Regions from separate parts of the Homo sapiens genome. Here region 1 is linked to region 2. A link is a contact called in ENCODE Hi-C or POLR2A ChIA-PET data. All regions are on one chromosome and are shown on one strand. The core of a region is the stretch at or near the end of the contact, and the rest is flanking DNA. Distances in the headings are between cores, read along the strand shown. Region 1 holds the start of LINC00200 (long intergenic non-protein coding RNA 200). Region 2 overlaps WDR37 (WD repeat domain 37).

Region 1 (4,224 bases), core at 1,273-3,772, 50 kb after region 2:
TGTGTGTGTGTGCAGCATGTGTGCACCTGAGAGAAACAGACAGGGAGAGAGACAGAGACAGGCAGGGAGAGACAGAGATAGGGAGAGACAGAGACGACAGGAAAGACAGAGAGACAGAGTGAGATAATAAGATACAGAGAGAGAGATGGACAGGGAGAGGCAGGTAGGGAAGGACAGAGAGACAGGGAGATACAGAGAGAGACAGGGACAGAGAGAGGTGGGGAGAGACAGAGAGGCAGGAGACAGACAGGGAGAGACACAGAGAGAGACAGGGACAGTAAGAAATAGAGATAGAGACAGGGAGAGACATCTAACTCTAAATGTGGCAGAGGCTGGTGGGTGTGATCAGGGTCAGGGGGCATGTAGGGGGTGGCGAGCAGAGGTGCTGGGGTCTGTGTGGGAAGTGAACGACTTACCAAGCTCAAAGGCAGGAATGGAAGATCCCCTGTATGGAGAGGCCGCTGTTGACTTGCAGGTTGACAGCTGACTCCTTCTTTTTCACCTGCCACAGCCCCTGTATAGGGACCAATCATAATTTTTTCACTGAAACATGTGCAGGCAATCATGGGGAGAGGAAATGGCCATTTGGGGGTGGGGGGAGACTTGGAGAAAACCAGGCAGAGCTCTTGGGTTTTGAAGCATAGGGGAGCTTCCTAGGCTTTTGAGAGGGGGACCAGTGCGTTGCAGTTATTTCTGAGGAAGAACCATCTTCACCGGCTCATCCAGGATGGAGGGTGGAGGAGGAGCTGTCACGGCCAAGGGACTGAGGAGATGCTCGTGATGCCACCTCAGGATTCTGCAGAACCTGGCCTCGAACTGAACTCTGGAGAGAAAGAATCAATGATGACTGCAAAATTTTGAGAGTGGAGAACCGAGGAAGAAGGAATTGAAAAGTAAAAAAGGGAAAAAAAAGATGATTGAGTTCAGTTTTCCAAATGTCAGATTTCCAATCTATGAGGGACGTGGCTAACGTTTCCTCCAACAGTCATCGAAAGCAGGGTCGCCTTTGGCTGGCGCGGCGTGAGGGCCGCACCAGGGCAACAGAGAGTGGCCCGCTCAATGCCACGTGACCTGCACAGCCACAGGGTTCCATTTCCTTCACGTTTTTTTTCCTTTCTTTCCTTCCTTCCTTATCTCCCTCCCTCCCTCCCTCCCTCCCTTTCTCTCTTTTCCTCCCCTTCCTTTCCTTTTCCTTCCTTCCTCTCCTCCCCTCTCTTCTTTTCTTTCTTGGAGTCTCACTCTATTGCCCAGGCTGGAGTGCAATGACACAATCTCCGCTCATTGCAACCTCCACCTCCTGGGGTCAAGCGATTCTCCTACCTCAGCCTCCTGAGTAGCTGGGATCACAGGTGCATGCCACCATGCCCGGCTAATTTTTGTATTTTTAATAGAGATGGGGTTTCACCATGCTGGCCAGGCTGGTCTGGAGCTCCGGACCTCGTGATCCGCCTGCCTCAGCCTCCTAAAGTGCTGTGATTACAGGTGTGAGCCACCGCGCCCAGCCTCCTTCACTTTTTTTCAAAAGCGAGAGCACCCTCATGTACACTGGGAGCTCACTTGAGCACCTTGGTGCTTCACCAGTGAAGGAGGGCTTGGGAGCCGCTTTGACCGTCATTAAAATAGCATTTCAATGATAATACATCAAAAATGTAGTAATATGAAAACTGAAAAACTCCAGTGATGTTTCAAAGCAATGCAGTTTAAAAAAACCAATTCAATCCATTAACCAAAATAAACTTGGGGGAAACAACGCATTTTCTATGCTGGCAAGCAGATGGCCAAGACTGCGTCTGTCTGGGGTGAAAATGCAGGTTGCATCCTGTAGGAAGCCAGCATAGGGACGGGCTGCTCACCTCCCAGGGCGGCAAGGCAGCCGCTGACTCCAGCAGGCCTTGAAACCTCCCCTGCAGACGTAAGAGCATCGTCTCAGGCAGCGCGGCCGCCAAGGTCTCACTGTATCATTCCAAAGCGGGCGAATTTCGAAACATCCAGCTGCTGGCAGCAATAGCAGAACCCACCATGAGGCTCCAGGCATTCGGATGCCGCCAGCGAGGCCAGCAAGCCCACCTCTCCCTGAGCTGCAGTTCGGCTTTCTTCCTCCACAAGCAGGGACGTGGCTTCAGGAACCCGCTGGAGGAGACAAGGGGCCTCCGTGGTCTCAGCCCTCGCTTTGCGCATGGGCTCTGGCCTCGGCACCTGGGCATCTCCATCCTCCCGAGGGCAGTCGGAGGCTGAATGTCTTCAACAGGAGCACAGGCAGGAGAGAGAGAGCTCAGATGTGCTCGAGGCCGGGGTCCACCCCTGTTCTCCTGTGAGAGGGAGGCTGTGAAAATCCAGGAGACAACATCAAAGCGTTGTTTTCCAACACACTGGCCTGCGCGCCCTACGCTTTATGCAGATGAGGGATGGCGCAAGCACAGGCCTGCGCGCAGGGCTTTAGGCAGATGAGGGATGACGCAGGCACAGGCCTGAGCGTCGCACGCTTTGCGTAGATGAGGGATGGCGCCGGCGCAGGCCTGAGCGTCGCACGCTTTGCGTAGATGAGGGATGACGCAGGCACAGGCCTGAGCGTCGCACGCTTTGCGTAGATGAGGGATGGCGCCGGCGCAGGCCTGCGCGCCACGCGCTTTAGGTGGATGAGGGATGGCGCAGGTGCAGGCCTGCGCGCCTCACGCTTTATGTACATGAGGGATGAGGCAGCACAGGAATTGGCACAACCTGAAGTCAGCTCTGCAGCTTTCCAAGGTATGAATGCCCGGGGAGCCAGCGCAGACCCCAGCACACCCCCTGGGCCCAGTGTCCCTGGAAAAGGACATTTCAGCTGAGCTAGGAAGGCTGAGAACAGTTTCCAAAGATACCTGTGATTCAGGTCTCCATTTGTGTCCCAAATGAAAGCGAGTGAAATGAAATATATATATATATAGTTTTTGAGGTTTTGACAGACCCTAAGTCATAGTAGTTTAAAGTAGACAAAAACTATTTTCCTCCCCAATGTGAAACTGTTTTAATTAGTGAGGATTAGTTTCAATGGTGAATGATAGAAAACCCCAAATAATAGAGGCCAAAACCCTTGCCATTTGGAGTGTCGTCAGCATTTCAGCAGGAGATGATGTAAGTCACAAGCCCGGGCTCTCTGGTCAGAGCTTGCATTTTGACAAGATCTGCAGGTGACTTATAGGCATGCTAAGCTTTGAAATAAAAGGGGGGTTTACTTCTCTCTCATATTTAAGTCTGGAAATGATCTCCCAACACTCAGTATTTGCCCCAGGAAGTCAGCAAGCCAGGATTTTTTTTTTTCATTTTCCAGCTTCGTTCTGCGTGTCCTGTACTCAACAGTCATCTCATGCTGCAGGGTGGCTGCGTGTGCTCCGTACATCACACCCATATTTCAGGTAGGGACGGTTCCCGGAGGGTGCTCAGCACCATGCCGACTACTGCTGGCTGGCACGTTCGCACGTGGCCATGTCAGCTCCAAGGAGGATGCTGACATCCTGCTGGCTGGCACGTTCGCACGTGTCCATGTTAGCTGCGAGGGCCATGCCGACATCCTGCTGGCTGGCACTTCCACAGGTAGCCATGTTAGCTGAGAGGGCGATGCCAACATCTTGCTGGCTGGCACGTTTGCACGCGGCCATGTTAGCTGCGAGGACAATGCTTCTGCAACTTTTGGTTTCTTCCCTTTCATCCTCCCACCCCTGACCGTTTTTGCCTGGGAGCAAGTGCCTAATAAATTACCTGCACTCAAATCTTTGGCTCAGAGACTTTCCGAGAGAACCCAAGCTGAGGCAGACAATGAAATCAACACTACCAGCCACTTAGCTGCCAGCTGGGTGGAGAGTGGGCTGCTCTTCCAAGACGCTTTTCAGCCTCTGAAGGCTCATTTCCAGAAGGTCCTGTCTATCTGGGCTACTTGCTTCCAGAGCAGTTGCATCTGGCTGGATAGCTAATGAGCGATAAGGCCTGCAAACCTCAAGCCACATCTTTAAAGATGAGGGCCCTGATGTTCCACAGTGTGCGACGTTACTGGGGTCCAGCCAGTTATGTTCTGGGAGCTGCCTGAATGAAAATCAATTTGTTATTTTAGTTGGTTGGCTTGTTTAAAAAAAAATTAAATAACAAGAAATAAGAAAAAACGTGCAATGGCTTTGAGGTAGAACAGAAAATCCAGTGAGCCCTCTCTGTGCCTCTGGCAGAAGAAACTGTGAAGATTTGCATTTAGAAAAA
Region 2 (4,425 bases), core at 619-3,118:
TTTTGCAGAACGCCCCTCATTCTGCATTTTTCTTATGACTTCCTTTAAGTGCCCCTCTGCTGTGCTATTGGTGTGCTGAAGCGCTCCTGCAGTTAAGATGGCGTCTGCAGGTCTGCCTGCCAGAGGTGCTCTCCTGTTTCAAATAGCGAAGCGACACTATTCTATGGATGTTAATTCCCCAGTGACCTTTCCTCGGTCCAGGGCTTCAGCTCATTGTTACGCTGAGTCCTGCAGAAGGGGATCTTTGTACTTCTGTCTACACTGGTTAGTTGGCACTGTGTTTTTTGAGTATTAGCGAGCATAGACACCTGCACTTTGTTGGTGTTGGTGGTTGTGATCCCTGTGGTTGCTTTGGTTTTGGCTTCTGTGATGCCCCCCCCCCCCGTGGAACCTGCAGGGCCCTGAGTGCCACCATCCTGGCACAGCTCCCTGCCCCAGGCTGGGAAGACCCAGCAGCTCTCACTGCATTGACTCTGGTCATCTGTATGGAGCACAAAAATCTGTCAGAGCTTTGAGAATTGGGTGAAGAGGGTAGTTTTGTGTCTAGAGAGCAGGGCAGCTTCCTATGTGCTTCTGATATGGGGGTTGCAGGGATAGGCCAGTGTGCCCTGCTGTGCCTGTCCCCTTTGAGGGCAGGATGGAAAGGCCGAAGAATTCTGTCCAGAGGAGGACGCAGTGGAGCCAGGGCTTGGTGAGTTGCTGGTTTGTGCCAGGCACTGTTGGAGCCCCTGGCATCACCCCAGTTCAGAGAGAGAAACTGAGGCATGAGGAGGCCAGGTGGTTTGCTGAGGGTTTGGCTCTAGGGGGTCATTCCAGAGCAGTCCCTCCTGGTGCCTTCAAGGTGCCTCTTGTGTTATTTAAGACCCTTCTAGTCCTGTATTGTCTCTGTTCAGTTGCCATATTTAACTGGAAGATTTTATTTTTGTTTTGTGTAAAAAGAAAAGTTTTTGTATTTATATCACCAGAGTTGATTGCAAGTGCATGTTTTCGCTTCTAAGGCTGTTGCAACCGTGTGGTCTTGGCCATTTGACTGTGAAGTGAAGTCAGTGCTGGTGGCATCTTTAAAATATCTGCTTAGGCTGGGCGCGGTGGCTCACGCCTGTAATCCCAGCACTTTGGGGATCACCTGAGGCTGGGAGTTTGAGACCAGCTTGACCAACATGGAGAAACTCTGTCTTTACTAAAAATACAAAATTAGCCAGGTGTGGTGGCGCACGCCTGTAATCCCAGCTACTTGGGAGGCTGAGGCAGGAGAATCGCTTGAACTTGGGAGGTGGAGGTTGCGGTGAGCCGAGATCACGCCGTTGCACTCCAGCCTGGGCAATGAGCGAAACTCCAAACTCCGTCTCAGAAAAAAAAAAATTCTGGTTAATTTGTGGTACATTTTTGCAGCTAGTGGATACATGAAACAATGGTAGTTTTTTAGAGAGCTGTACTTATGAAGAATGTAGTAAGTGTTATGAAAAAGTTCTTACTAATGTGGACCTATGAATACAGTTTCCTAGGGTTTATGTCTTCCTATTGGAATCAGGTGTGGGGGTAGAGTAAGGTGGAGTGTGTAATTCCCGTGTGCCCTTTCTCCCACATGGGTCTTCCAGGCTGTAGGCTGTGCTTCCATTCACCTGAACCACGGGGGTGAGGTGAACGTGGACCAGACCTGCCCGGGCCATGCTTACTCAGATCGTTTACGCTTTCTTTTTTCTTACTCAAATTATCATGAACTAGCGTATCTTGTTGATGTGTACATCCAAAAATACGTTTTGAAAAGATCTCTCTTTGGCGCTAATTTTGTTGCTGTGTCGGGGCGAGTCCGCTGGGCTGTTGGACATTGAGCTTCCCCTCACCGGCCTGGCGGTTTCTCAGCTGTGCGCATGCAGGATGAGGGCTTGGTCAGCAGGTGGAGCCGTGGACGCCTTTATTGAACACAAACTCTTCCTTCCTGACATCAGATCAGCTGTAAACCTTTAGACGTGCCTCATAATGAGAAAAGCAGGAAATGAGTCATTTTACAAAAATGTTTCATCTGAGGTGTCTTCTTAGTAACACTTGCCTTTGTCTCCGGCATGGGTTTTGTAGGTTCGAGCCAATACGACAAATAAAACCTACAGAGTGCGTGATCCTTACAAATGTGTAGAGCTGTGCATCCGCGCCACAGCACACCAGGGTGAGGGCCTCGCAGTGCGGTTTAGGTCCTGAGATGTGCGTCCGCGCCCCAGCACACCTGGGTGAGGTCCGGGGTGCGGGTTTAGTTCCTGAGAGGAATGGCCAGGTTGTGTGTGTGTGTTCCGTTTGGTCACTTGTCTGGGACGTTCTGAACATGACTTGTAAGAGCACACCCTGGGTCCCCTGCCTTCCCTGCCACCATGTCATTCTGAGGGACCCTCTGCGCCGGGGGCTTCTCTGCAGTGGCCACGGCATCGCCAAGGACATCCGTGAGCCTCCGATGGGTGTCCAGCGTGTTAGCGCCCAGACCCACAGGGCCTGGCACCCTGATAGGTGGGAATGTTGGCCCAGGGCCGGGCCTGAGGCCTGCAGGACTGCCTGCTCATCCGGGAAGTAGCTCTGCCGGTTTTACAGGGTGATCCTGAGTTCTTTTCACTAGTTCTTTTCCTGAGCATTGAAAGCAAAAGTCAGACATGTGTTCTTAGGAAGTTTGCTGTTCTTGTTGATGTAGGCTGGAAAGTTATATGCATGGTGTTTTTAGTGATACCCCTTAAACAGAGGCAGTATTTCTTCAACATGTGTGACTAAAAATACCCTTTCTCACATAATTTATATTAACATGATGTGGAATGTGCTTTTCAAAGTTTTATCTTAGGGCGTATTTTCACTTGTAGGAACTAAGCGTAAATTCTTTAGTATAGTATGTTGGAATCTAATGTCTTTTATAATGTAAATAATTAACTGTCTAGTTAAGGTGAATTGCTGTATATTGGGTTTTCTTAAGGCAAGAAGTAGCTCTAAAGGCTTAAGGTAACTGGCCCAGTTTTGTGATCCAGTTTCCAGGAGAGATTTTTCCCCACTTTCTTTTTTTTCTTACTGTAATCCCCATACTTTTACTTGCATTCTGTGCCTTTTTGAAAGACTGGAGTTTGAGTTCCAATGCTTCACTGTAAGAAAGAAAAGTGTAGCGAAATGGGTCCCCTGAAACGTGTGGTCATTACCTTTGCTGGATGGGGATGGAGCTCCGTGCTGTGAGCTGCTGAAGGCTTTGATCCTACGTGTTTAGAAGGACCAGTCACCTTTTCCTTTTGATGTGTCTTATTTCTTTCCACTCTGTGTTGTGGCATCTCTGTATTATAGCAGGAATTTTACCATGATAGTACTTAGTTGGCGTAACTGTGTGGCTGTTTTTATTTGACTGTTTGTTAGTGACCCAGCGTGTACTGATTTATATGAAAAGCAATTTTAGATACTTCATATAGCAGAAATGTGAAGTTGTAGTATGTGTTGTTATTAGAAATAATAAAAAGGCTTAATTTGAAAATTTCAGTGTGTCACAGGAATTCAGCTGTTGGTGGCTATTTCTCTCTCTCTCTTTTTTTTTTTTGTGAGACGGAGTCTCGCTCTGTTGCCCAGGCTGGAGTGCAGTGGTGCAATCTCGGCTCACTGCAACCTCCACCTCCTGGGTTCAAGCGATTCCCCTGCCTCAGCCTCCCAAGTAGCTGGGACTGCAGGCACGTGCCTTGGTGGCTATTTCTTACACCTTGTTTGATTGCACTCCGTAGATTGATGTTTTTTGCAAATGAAGGTCTGTGGAGCCCAGCCCTGGCTGAGCAGGTCTGTTGGTGCCAGTTTTCCAACAGCACGTGCTCACTTCCTGCCTCTCTCTCACATTTTGGTCATTCTCACAATACTTCTTACTTTTTCATTGTGATTATATGAGGGTGGTCAGTGACTTTTGCTGTAACTGTTATAATTGGTTTTGAGGCCCTGGGAACCTTGCCCATAGAAGACAGTGAACTTAGTCGATAAATCGTGTGTGTTCCGACTGCCCCACTAACTGGCCGTTCCTTCGTCTCTCACCTTCTCCTAATGCCTCTGACTTCATGAGTGAGACACAACACTGTTGAAATTAGGCCAATTAACATCCCTATAGCAGCCTCTCAGTGTTGAAATGAAGAGTTGCGTGTCCCTCACTTGAAAGCTGGAAATGACGAAGCTTAGTGAGGAAGATGTGTCGAAGGCAGAGAGGCTGAAAGCTGGGCATCCTGCACTGGACAGCCAGGTTCTGAATGCAAAGGAAAAGTTCTGGAAGGAAAGTAAAACTGCTACTCCAGTGAACACACGAATGATAAGAACACAATCCTAATGCTGATATGAAGGAACTTTGAGTGGTCTGCATTGATTAAACCAGCCACAACATTCCCTTTAGCCAAAGCCTAATCCAGAGCAGGGCCCTGACTCTTCAATTCTGTGAGGGCT

What was found. A loop is a pair of places that touch in the nucleus more often than their neighbours do. ChIA-PET counts read pairs that join two places held with the same protein, here RNA polymerase II (POLR2A). Pooled maps may share reads with other maps.
Region 1: a loop to region 2 is called in a pooled map, with 2.5 times the contacts of the local background. The contact joins the promoter of LINC00200 here to the enhancer-like site in region 2. A Hi-C loop is called at or near these places in 1 of 168 maps with a recorded cell type or tissue (CD4-positive, alpha-beta T cell) and 5 of 50 pooled maps. POLR2A ChIA-PET finds 5 or more read pairs at or near these places in 1 of 52 experiments (A673).

The regions. Positions count from the first base shown.
Region 1 is chr10:1,157,246-1,161,469 of GRCh38, forward strand. It overlaps LINC00200 (long intergenic non-protein coding RNA 200), which reads left to right and starts at 2,523. Exons shown (of 3, transcript NR_015376.2): 1 at 2,523-2,745; 2 at 3,308-3,392. It overlaps LOC105376344 (a long non-coding RNA gene), which reads right to left and starts at 2,517. Exons shown (of 3, transcript XR_930535.3): 1 at 2,019-2,517; 2 at 417-823.
Region 2 is chr10:1,108,368-1,112,792 of GRCh38, forward strand. All of the region lies in intron 11 of WDR37 (WD repeat domain 37), which reads left to right. Among named protein-coding and RNA genes, the nearest start is that of LINC00200, 49 kb to the right of the region's middle. RefSeq lists enhancers at 1,302-2,501, 1,819-2,401, 1,876-2,025, 2,402-2,982. Within about 2 kb of position 1,869, at least 6 of the 41 ENCODE cell types and tissues checked have a DNase peak (open chromatin) inside an H3K27ac peak, as active enhancers do.